2 separate regions of the Homo sapiens genome follow, and region 1 is linked to region 2. Evidence: chromatin contacts called from ENCODE Hi-C or POLR2A ChIA-PET data. All regions are on one chromosome and are shown on one strand. The core of a region is the stretch at or near the end of the contact, and the rest is flanking DNA. Distances in the headings are between cores, read along the strand shown. Region 1 overlaps BABAM2 (BRISC and BRCA1 A complex member 2). Region 2 overlaps BABAM2 (BRISC and BRCA1 A complex member 2).

The links. A loop is a pair of places that touch in the nucleus more often than their neighbours do. ChIA-PET counts read pairs that join two places held with the same protein, here RNA polymerase II (POLR2A). Pooled maps may share reads with other maps.
Region 1: a map of Calu3 shows a loop between it and region 2 (2.0-fold over the local background). The contact joins two enhancer-like sites. A Hi-C loop is called at or near these places in 5 of 168 maps with a recorded cell type or tissue (Calu3, ascending aorta, astrocyte of the cerebellum and 2 more) and 1 of 50 pooled maps. POLR2A ChIA-PET finds 5 or more read pairs at or near these places in 5 of 52 experiments (CD4-positive, alpha-beta T cell, CD8-positive, alpha-beta T cell, MCF 10A and 2 more).

The regions. Positions count from the first base shown.
Region 1 is chr2:28,043,566-28,048,357 of GRCh38, forward strand. It overlaps BABAM2 (BRISC and BRCA1 A complex member 2), which reads left to right. Exons shown (of 12, transcript NM_199191.3): 6 at 2,160-2,234. Among named protein-coding and RNA genes, the nearest start is that of MIR4263, 50 kb to the left of the region's middle. Within about 2 kb of position 2,291, at least 2 of the 41 ENCODE cell types and tissues checked have a DNase peak (open chromatin) inside an H3K27ac peak, as active enhancers do; they include PC-3, where a contact is called at or near this core.
Region 2 is chr2:27,975,197-27,980,250 of GRCh38, forward strand. The region is part of intron 3 of BABAM2 (BRISC and BRCA1 A complex member 2); the gene reads left to right. Among named protein-coding and RNA genes, the nearest start is that of MIR4263, 19 kb to the right of the region's middle. Within about 2 kb of position 2,840, at least 7 of the 41 ENCODE cell types and tissues checked have a DNase peak (open chromatin) inside an H3K27ac peak, as active enhancers do; they include PC-3, where a contact is called at or near this core.

The DNA of each region.
Region 1 (4,792 bases), core at 1,041-3,540, 68 kb after region 2:
CTCTATGCTGTTATTGTTGCCTCTACACTTACCCCTTTCAAAGTATGACCCCTTGTACTTAAAAACAGACCTTTTTAGGTTTAGCTGTGTCTTGATCCAAAGAACCACACTTACCAGAGTATGTTAGTTTTAGAGTCATCTAGGAGCTCAGCATAATACCAAAACCACACCTTTTGGTAATCTTGGACTGTAACAGAAGGCAAGAATTATAATAGGATCTCACAAACCTTCTCCCACCCACCATGATGAGCTATTTGTAGATCCTTAGTGGCTCTTAAGTATTCTCCCAAGTGTTGAGTTGTGAGTAGCCTGCACATAATGGCGTTCAATACTGAGAATAGCTACTCAGCTCTGAGCATCCATCCTTTTTCTCACCATTGGCATTCCTGGTGGCACAGTGGCTTCTATCACTCTCTCTGGCTTGCCTCAGCTTTGATTCTGTCCATTCAATTCTCATTTCCGCCTTGTCTGTCACAGGGTTAGGCTTATGGTAATGAAGAAATGCTCTGTCCTTAGCCAGAGATTGGTGTAAGTTAAAAGATGCTGTGAGCGGTAAAACAAACAACATTTAGGCAGATATTAGTTATTATTATTATCTTCAGAGCTCAATATATTTCTGTCTGTATTTTTAAGGTTTAGATCAGAGTTTTAAAATTAGGGCCATAACCTTTTTTGTTTTTTGAGACGGAGTTTCGCTCTTGTTGCCGAGGCTGGAGTGCAATGGTGCAATATTGGCTCACTGCAAACTCTGCCTCCCAGGTTCAAGTGATTCTCCTGCCTCAGCCTCCCGAGTAGCTGGGACTACAGGCACGTGCCACCACGCCCGGCTAATTTTTGTATTCTTTAGTGGAGATGGGGTTTTACCATGTTGGCCAGGCTGGTCTCGATGTCCTGACCGTGGGTGATCTGCCTGCATTGGCCTCCCAAAGTGCTGGGATTACAGGCATGAGCCACCATGCCCGGGCAAGGGCCAGAACCTTGAAACCACTTGCTAGGGTGTTTGTAGAATGGAGTGGAGGCTGTGGTGAAACTGTCTAAAGTGCTATGCATGTGTGCCTAGGTGCATTCATCCACCCACTCATACAAATATTTGTAAACGCTTGCTATGTTTTAAGATGTGTTTAGGGGAGTTTGTGCTGCTCATTTTTTAAAGAGCGGGAACTCTTTGGTAGTTACAATATTAAAAGGATAGACATCCACTCTGAGTAGTTCTGGATCATTTCTGGAGTTCTTTTTTCAAATATGTCTAAGTAAAACACACCATGTCAAAATACCAGGCTGAGCTGCACACTTGCAGTGAGACAGGATGGAAGACCGAGGATTCCACCAGGTCAGGACGCATCTTTGTTACCTTTGCAGAGGTTCTCTAGCACCTCTAGATCTCTGCATGATCTAGTTTGAAAACTCCTCCTCTAGACTATGACAAAGTTAAAAAAAAAAAAAAGTGATTCCCTAGGCTTTCCTGTCATAAAAATTGAGAGGCAGACGTTTTTCTTTTAAATGAGTTTTCTGTTTTAGCAAATAGAAGCTATTATTTATAGCTTAGTTAAATGTTTTAAATCGCCAAACCTCCGTACCTCTTTCCTATAGAGATTAGTTCATGGAGGGAGTTATGAAAAACATCAGTTAATGATAATGATATAGTGGACTTTCAGGAGATGAGAAACTTATTTTGAATACCCACTGCTAGGTAGAAGTTTGACCTTTGCATGTACATCCAGAAAGGATGGTGGTGTATGCCATCAGCCTTGTGGTTTATAAATATTAGTGATGTGGTCTGAATGCTTTAATAAAAACAAATGAATCAAAGGGGTAGGTCTGTCTTTATTGTTTGGGATTAAAAAAATAATAATCATACATTCATATATTCTTTTCATACTTTTAAGAAACAAAAAGGCAATTCTGCTAAATTATAATTTTATTGTACATTTAAAATGCAGATTTTAAAAACTCAAATTGTGCTTTTTAGTAACTAATAATTTAAGAACTCTTTCTGATCCTCCCCTACTTTTCCAACCTTCTTTTCTTGCCTAACGTTAGGAAAACCAAATTGAAGATGCCTGCATTTTGAACAGGTTGAACTTGTGGCCTTGGCTATAATTGTCACTTCATAATCTATTTTTGATTTTAATCTTATTATTATAACTTTCTTTTTACAGACTGGTGAATTTTCAGCTCGTTTCCTTTTGAAGCTGCCCGTAGATTTCAGCAATATCCCCACATACCTTCTCAAGGTAAAAATATATGATTTTCAGTATGAGAATATAAGTGAGCTTTTTAAGTAATTATTTAACTCAATATTTGTATGACTGGTTTGTCAGCATTTTGTTCAGATGATGAATTCTATTAAAAATATTTCTTACATGAAGTTCCATTGAGCTGTTTTGCTGCCTAAAAGCTAAAATAGTAACTGTGAAAGTCATTTAGAAGTGAGTTTTCCATATTAAAATAAAATTATTATAAGTGAATTAAACTTTGGGAAAAATCGCTTTTATTTAATAATGTTACTGGAATGAAAGACTCTCATATAAATTACCTAATATGCAATATTAGTCACCACTCCATTCTGCAAACACCCTAGCCACTGCCTTCGAGGTTCTGGCCCTTGGCCGGGCGCGGTGGCTCATGCCTGTAATCCCAGCTTTTTGGGAGGCTGAAGTGGGCAGATCACCTGAGGTCAGGAGTTTGAGACCAGCCTGGCCAACATGGTGAAACCCTGTCTCTACTAAAAAAAATAGACAAATATTAGCCGGGCATGGTGGCAGGCTCCTATAATCCCAGCTACTCGGGAGACTGAGGCAGGAGAATCGCTTGAACCTGGGTGGCAGAGGTTGCAGTGACCCAAGATCGAGCCACTGCACTCCAGCCTGGGTGATAGAGTGAGACTCCATCTCAAAAAACAAAAAACAACAGATAAAAAACAAACAAACAAAAAGATTTGGCTGGCCTCCCTCTGTGCTGTATTTGTACTTGTGGTTCTTTAATTGCAATCTAGCATAAGAAAAATTTCTATCTTCCTAATTTGATGTTGTTCAGAGAATTAATGGTATTCATAACTGCCTAGAGAAAAGACAGAATCTTTGTACAAGTTTGCTTGCATATTATACTAATCAATAAATAATATTAGATATTAATTTTTATAATGGTTATAAGTATGACTTAGTAGAATATAAACTATAAACCATAGAAAAGGTTAGGGAATTTTTTTTAATACATTCCATCTTTTTTTTTTTTGGAAACATGGTCTTGCTCTGTCACCCAAGCTGGAGTGTAGTGGTGTGACCATAGCTCACCCCAAGCTCAAGTGATCCTCCCACCTCAGCTTTCTGAGTAACTGGGACTACAGGCGTGCACCACTGTGCCAAGCTAATTTTTTGTTTTTTGTAGAGAAAGGGTCTCAGTGGTCCTCCCACCTCACCCTCCCAAAATGTTGGGATTATAGGTGTGAGCCACTGTTCCTGGTCTATACAGTCCATCTAAAGAGGAAAATTATTTTCTTTTTCGCTAAGTAAAACATAGGATTTTTGTACTTCATTAAACTTTCGTTTTTAGTTTCCAGTTGACTAGTTCTCCATTTTGTACCCAAGAGTTGTAAAGTCCAAATAAGAATGGAAATCATCAATTTCTATCAGTTTCTCTACAATCCTGTTGTGGAAAATATATATATTAGATTTGTGATAACCAAGCATAATTAATTTGATTTTGGCAATTACTATGCTCTATTAGACTAGTAAGCAGTCTTCTAAGAAACCCTTATAGCATATACTCAGGACCTCCTCCATGTATTCCAGTTAAAACTCTCTTTCAGCTCATTTAGAGGCAAGTTCAACAGCATATGAAAGTACCTGATTTATATAATCCACAATTTACAGTTACAGTGCTTTGTTTTAATTTACTGTGCCTTATCAGTTTCAGCAGTCTTCCTGTTTATTTGAAATTGATGTTGCCTCTGCTCATATTCTTGAAGGGTCAAAGGAAAAAAATGTTTGTTGGCTCATAATCTCATATTTATCTCTTCAGCATCAAATTATCATATTTTTATTTTAAGAATTCTAACTTTATATGCTGTTCTTATTTTCCTTGCCAGTCAGTTAAGAGAAAGGTGGAATCTATTTGCCAAAACAGTAATGTTGTTTAACCCCTGCATTACTGTGAAATGATGTCTCTTCTATAGATAAAATATCTACATTGCAACACTAATGTCCTTCTGGATCTTTAAAGTTCATGCAAAAAGAGTAAAACAACAATGACCAAAAAGGAGAAACTCTTGTGTAACACAAAGCAACAGCCAAAAAAACAGAAACAGAAACCTACCAGCACACCAGAAGCAATCCAGAATACTTGTTGAGGGTTTTAATATCTACATTCCTAAAGTTGTTGTAACATGTGGTTATGCTCTTCAAAGGAAGTTTGCCTTAGGAGCTGCTTTACATATTATTTGCATTTGGATGCTCCTCATCTAATTACTAGGCCTATAATTGATAGTCTAACTACAAAAATAAACTTCCTGAATTCCTAGGGTTAGGATACTCTTCACCAGCATCAATATAGTTTTACCTTATCATTTCAAACAAATAAAAGGGAAGGTAGAACTTGAAAATATTGAGTAGTATGGAGTTAGACTGCATACCCTATTGATTTGCTACAATGACATTTCATTACACTGTGATGAGGCCATCATTCACTCATAAGTTCATATTACCAGGTGTGCCTGTTTTGCCCACTAATAGAATTATTTTATGTTAAAATGAAAAAGCCATTCAATATTCAGTGATATGATTTCCCTTAATAT
Region 2 (5,054 bases), core at 1,590-4,089:
TAGTGTAATCCCCATCAAAATCCCAGCAGGATTGGGTAGATATTGACAAGATGATTTTAAAATTTACGTGGGAAGCAAAGAATTAAAATAGCCAAAACAATTTTGGAAAAGAACAATAAAAATGGAGGAGTCAGACTACTCAGTTTGAAGACTTATTATCAAGGCAGTGTGATATTGGCAAAAGAAGAGCCATAGATCAATAGAACAAAATAGTCCAATAATAGATCCATATAAATATGGTCAATGATTTTCCACAAAAACGCAAAGGCACTTCAATGGCAAAAGGAGTCTTCTCAGCAAGTAGACATCTACATGCAAAAAAAAGGACCTTGACTTATATTTCAAACCATGTTCAAAAATTGGTGAATCACATTCTTAAATGGAAAATTTCAAACCATAAAAATCCAAGAAGTAACCATAGAAGGAAGGCTTTGTGACTTGGGCTGGGCATTGAGTTAGATACAACAGTAGAAACATAATCCATAAAAGAAAAAAGTTGATAAATTGGATTTCACTGAAGCTTAAAACTTTTGCTCTGCTGAAGAGACTGTTAAGAGGAAGAGGAGGACAAGAAGCAGTAAGAGAAAATATTTGCAAATCATGTATCTAACAGAGAACAAATTTCAAGAATATGTAGCTTTCAAAAGTCAACATTAAGAAAACCAACAACAATAAAAAAAATGGGGAACAGATCTGAACAGATACTCCACCAAGGAATATATACAGGTAGCAAATAAACACATGAAAAGATGCTCAACTTTATTAGTCATTAGGAAAATGCAGATTAAAATCATTATGAGATGCCATGATGTACCTGTTAGAATGACTAAAATCAATGACAATAATAACAAAATTGACCATATTAAATGTTGGCACGAATGTGTAGAAACTGGAACTCTCATGCGTTGTTGGTTTGCTAAATGTAATAGTCACTCAGGAAAAAAGGTTGGCAGTTTGTTTTATGGTTAAAGATACACTTCATCATATGACCTAGCAATCCAGTCTTAAACATTTATCTAGAAATGATAAATGTACATTCACGCAAAACATGTACATATATGTTTGTAGCAGCATCATTCATAATCATCACAAACTGGAAATCACCTACATGTCTTTCATTGGGTAGATGGATATACAAACTATGGTACATCTGTACAATGGAATATACTAGTAGGCTATAAAAAAGGAGCAAGCTATTGATACATGCAGCAATTTGAGTCTCAAATGCCTTATGCTAAGTGAAAGAAGAAGCTGGTCTCAAAAGGTTACATACTGCATGATTCCATTTATATGGCATTCTGGAAAAATGCAAAACTGAAGGGGCCAAGAGCAGGTCAGAGGTTTCCAGGAATAAGGAATGGTCGGAATATTTAAATACACAGGGATAGCATGAAGACATATTGGAGAGTGATAGAATTGTTCTGTATCCTAATTTTGGTGATGTTTACACAAATCTCTGCATGTTATACAACTCTTATAGGTGTACAGAAAAAGATGAATTTTACTGTGTATAAAGTTAAAAAATAGTTTATAATTTTTATGTCACCTTTTTTCTTTTTACTGTTTGAATGTGGCTACTGGTAAGTTTAAAATTATGTATGTGGCTTGCATTATTATTTCTATTACATAGCACTGCTTCAGATATTAGAAGTGCAAAGAAGGATTAGGTGTGGTCCGAAGTCTAGGAGAGGGATATGGCAGAAGGAAGTCTTCTAAGAAGAGGAGGCAAATTTAAATGACCTAAGTTTAGCCTCTGCCCCCTACTTCCATCCTTTGTTCTACAGATTTTGTTTGAGAGCCTAATTCATGTAAATATGCCAACTCTCAGATGTAGTAATTCCTTAGAGTCTTTTTCCTTGATATTGGAAATTAAACTCTACCACTCAAGATGAAAAGAATGCTGTGCAATGGAATAATTAGTGGCATCCTTGCATTTGTAGGCACAACAGCCTACATTGCTGAGGCAGTTGACAAGTTCCTTGACAAACTTGTGATGAATGTTTAAGTTCATATTATTATTGGTTAGACATTATTGTTTAAATTATTGCACCCAAGATTGTTTATTGTTTATAAATTGTCATAAAGGGAGGTTTCCAGAAGGATGCCTAGCCAGTATGTTTATAATTTGAAGTTAGGAGTGCCAACCCAAAATTGGAGTAGAATCTAAGAATATCATGATGGACTTTAAATAGGTAAATCTAGCGATACTGAAATATAATACAGATAAATTTAAAATTTCAAAATGGATTCTAAAATTTAGTTGTCCCAGTTAAGAAGAGGGATATGTAGCTTAGCAGTGGTAAATACATAAAAATGTTAGGGCTTTTAGTTAATAAGAAGCATAATAGGAGTCACTACTGATGAGGCTGCCAAAAAAGCTATTTTAACTTACAATGCCATTTATCAATAGAAGTTTAATACATAAATTAAGGCATGGATTTTTGTATTTGTTTCTGTGCTCTTTAGAACACACCTAGAATCTTATCTTGAGATCTGGGTGTTATCCTCTAAGAGAGCTATAGACAAACTGGTACATATTCAGAGAGGAGAGAGCCAAATGATGAAGGAAATTGAAACAAGTCAGATGAGGAATAGTGAAGGAGACTGGGATAGTAAGCCTGTCTAAGAGGTGACTCCTAGTGGGGTTGAAAGATAGGTCACGAGAACTGCCTTCAAATAATTGAAGGGCTGTGATATTACAGATAAATTAAACTTGTCCCATAAAGTTCTCAGAACCAGCAAATGGAATTTTCAGAGAGATATTAAATTTCAGTGTAAGGACACACTAAGGGTTAGAGCTAACTCTTGGAAATGAGTCACCTCTTCAAAGTTTTTCGTAAAGCTCTGAAATGGTTTGGATATGTGTCACCTCCAAATATCATGTTGAAATGTGACCTCCAGTGTTGGAGGTGAGCCTAGTGGGAAGTGTTTGGGTCATGGGGGTGGATCCCTCATGAATGGTGTGGTGCTGTCCTTGTGATAATGAAAGAGTTCTTGCTCTGACTTCATGTGAGATCTGGTTGTTTAAAAGAGCGTGGCACCTCCTCTTGCTCTCACTGCCACTCTCATCTTGTGATGTGCCTGCTCTCCCTTCACCTCCTGCCATGATTGTAAGCTTGCTGAGGTCTTTGCCAGAAGCAGATGCTGGCACCATGCTTCCTGTACAGCCTGCAGAACTGTGAGCCAATTAAACCTCTTTTTATAAATTATCCAGTCCTCGGTTAGTTCTTTATAGTGATGCAAAAATGGACGGACACAAACTCTATTGCTTGAACTTACTTTTTGTTGAGACTATCTCCTTCAAACTGGCGTTTCCACAAAGTTCTTGTCTGACTCTCACTTCCATACTTGGAGTTTCAGTCAGTAATCATTTAATGCAGCAACTGATAAGAATAATCTATCATTGGCAGAAAACCAGTCATTTACCTTTTTCTTTTTTTCTTTTTCAAGTTTCATTTTAGGTTCTGGGGTTACATGTGCAGGTTTGTTACGTGGGTAAATTGCATATCACTGGGGTTTGGTGTACAAAAGATTTAGTCACCTAGATAGTGAGCAAAGTACCCGATTGGTAGGTTTTTGACCATCACCCTCCTCTCACCCTCCACCCTCAAGTAGGCCCCAGTGTCTATTATTCCCCTCTTTGTGTCCATGTATACTCCAATGTTTAGCTTCCACTTACAAGTGAGAACATGTGGTATTTGGCTTTCTGTTCCTGGTTAGTTTGGTAGGATAATAGCCTCCAGCTACATCCATATTGCTGCAAAGGACATGATCTCATTCTTTTTTATGGCTGTGTAGTATTCCATGGTGTATATGTACCACATTTTCTTTTTTTCTTTTTTTTTTTTTGAGATGGAGTCTTACTCTGTTGCCCAGGCTGGAGTGCAGCGGCACAATCTCGGCTCACTGCAACCTCCACCCCCTGGATTCAAGCAATTCTCCTGCCTTAGCCTCCCAAGTAGCTGAGACTACAGGCATGCGCCACCATGCCCAGCCAATTTTTGTATTTTTTTGTTTAGTAGAGACGTGGTTTCGCCATGTTAACCAGGCTGGTCTCGAACTCCTCACCTCAGGTGATCCATCTGCCTCAGCCTCACAAAGTGCTGAGATTACAGGTGTGAGCCACTGCGCCTGGCCTATGTACATTTTCTTTATCAGATTCACTCTTGATGGGCATCTAGGATGATTCCAAGTCTTTGCTATTGTGAATAGTGCTGCAATGAACATATGAGTATATGTGTTTTTTTCATAGAATGATTTATATTCTTTTGGGTATATACACAGTAATGGGATTGCAGGGTTGAATGGTAGCTCTATTTTAAGTTCTTTGAGAAATCTCCAAACTGCTTTCCACAGTGGCTGAACTAGTTTATGTTCCCACCAACAGTGTGTAAGCATTTCCTTTTCTGTGCAGCCTCACCAGCATTTTGTTATTTTTTGACTTTTTAGTAATAGCCATTCTGACTGATGTTAGATGGTATCTCGTGGTTTTGATGTGTATTTCTCTAATGATTAGTGATTGTATTAGTTGTATTAGTATTGAATTGTTTCTTAGAAACTATGTTTTCCTGGCAGTTATTGAAACTGATAGACAAAATAGTATGATAATATTTCACTGGTGAGGAATAAGGCAAGTATCCTGTGGACAGGCTGTGTTCCTTCTGTAATTAGGGAGTAGGAGATATGGTCCACTCTGCATATCTGGTAAGTGAGCCTTCCTGAGATGGTGCTGATACCTTCTAAAAATTGTCAGCTGCTAAGGCACAAGCGTGTAAATAAAATCTACTTTGTATTTAACATTTCTGTGATTTCATGTATGTGTCATATTATAAAGCACTGTTGATGTGCATTTTGAAAGGAAGGAACTTCTGCCCCCATTGCTCCCACTGTTATAGCCTGGCAAGTTTCAGGGAGTAATGAAAAATAAGACTTGAAACTCTTATTTTGTTGTTAGGTGGTTGTAACACTTCTTCCTTTTTTTTAAACCTCGCCTTATAGCACCTCTGATCCTGCTTTTATTTCTTTGTTCTCCTGCATACTCTTCCATTTTATGA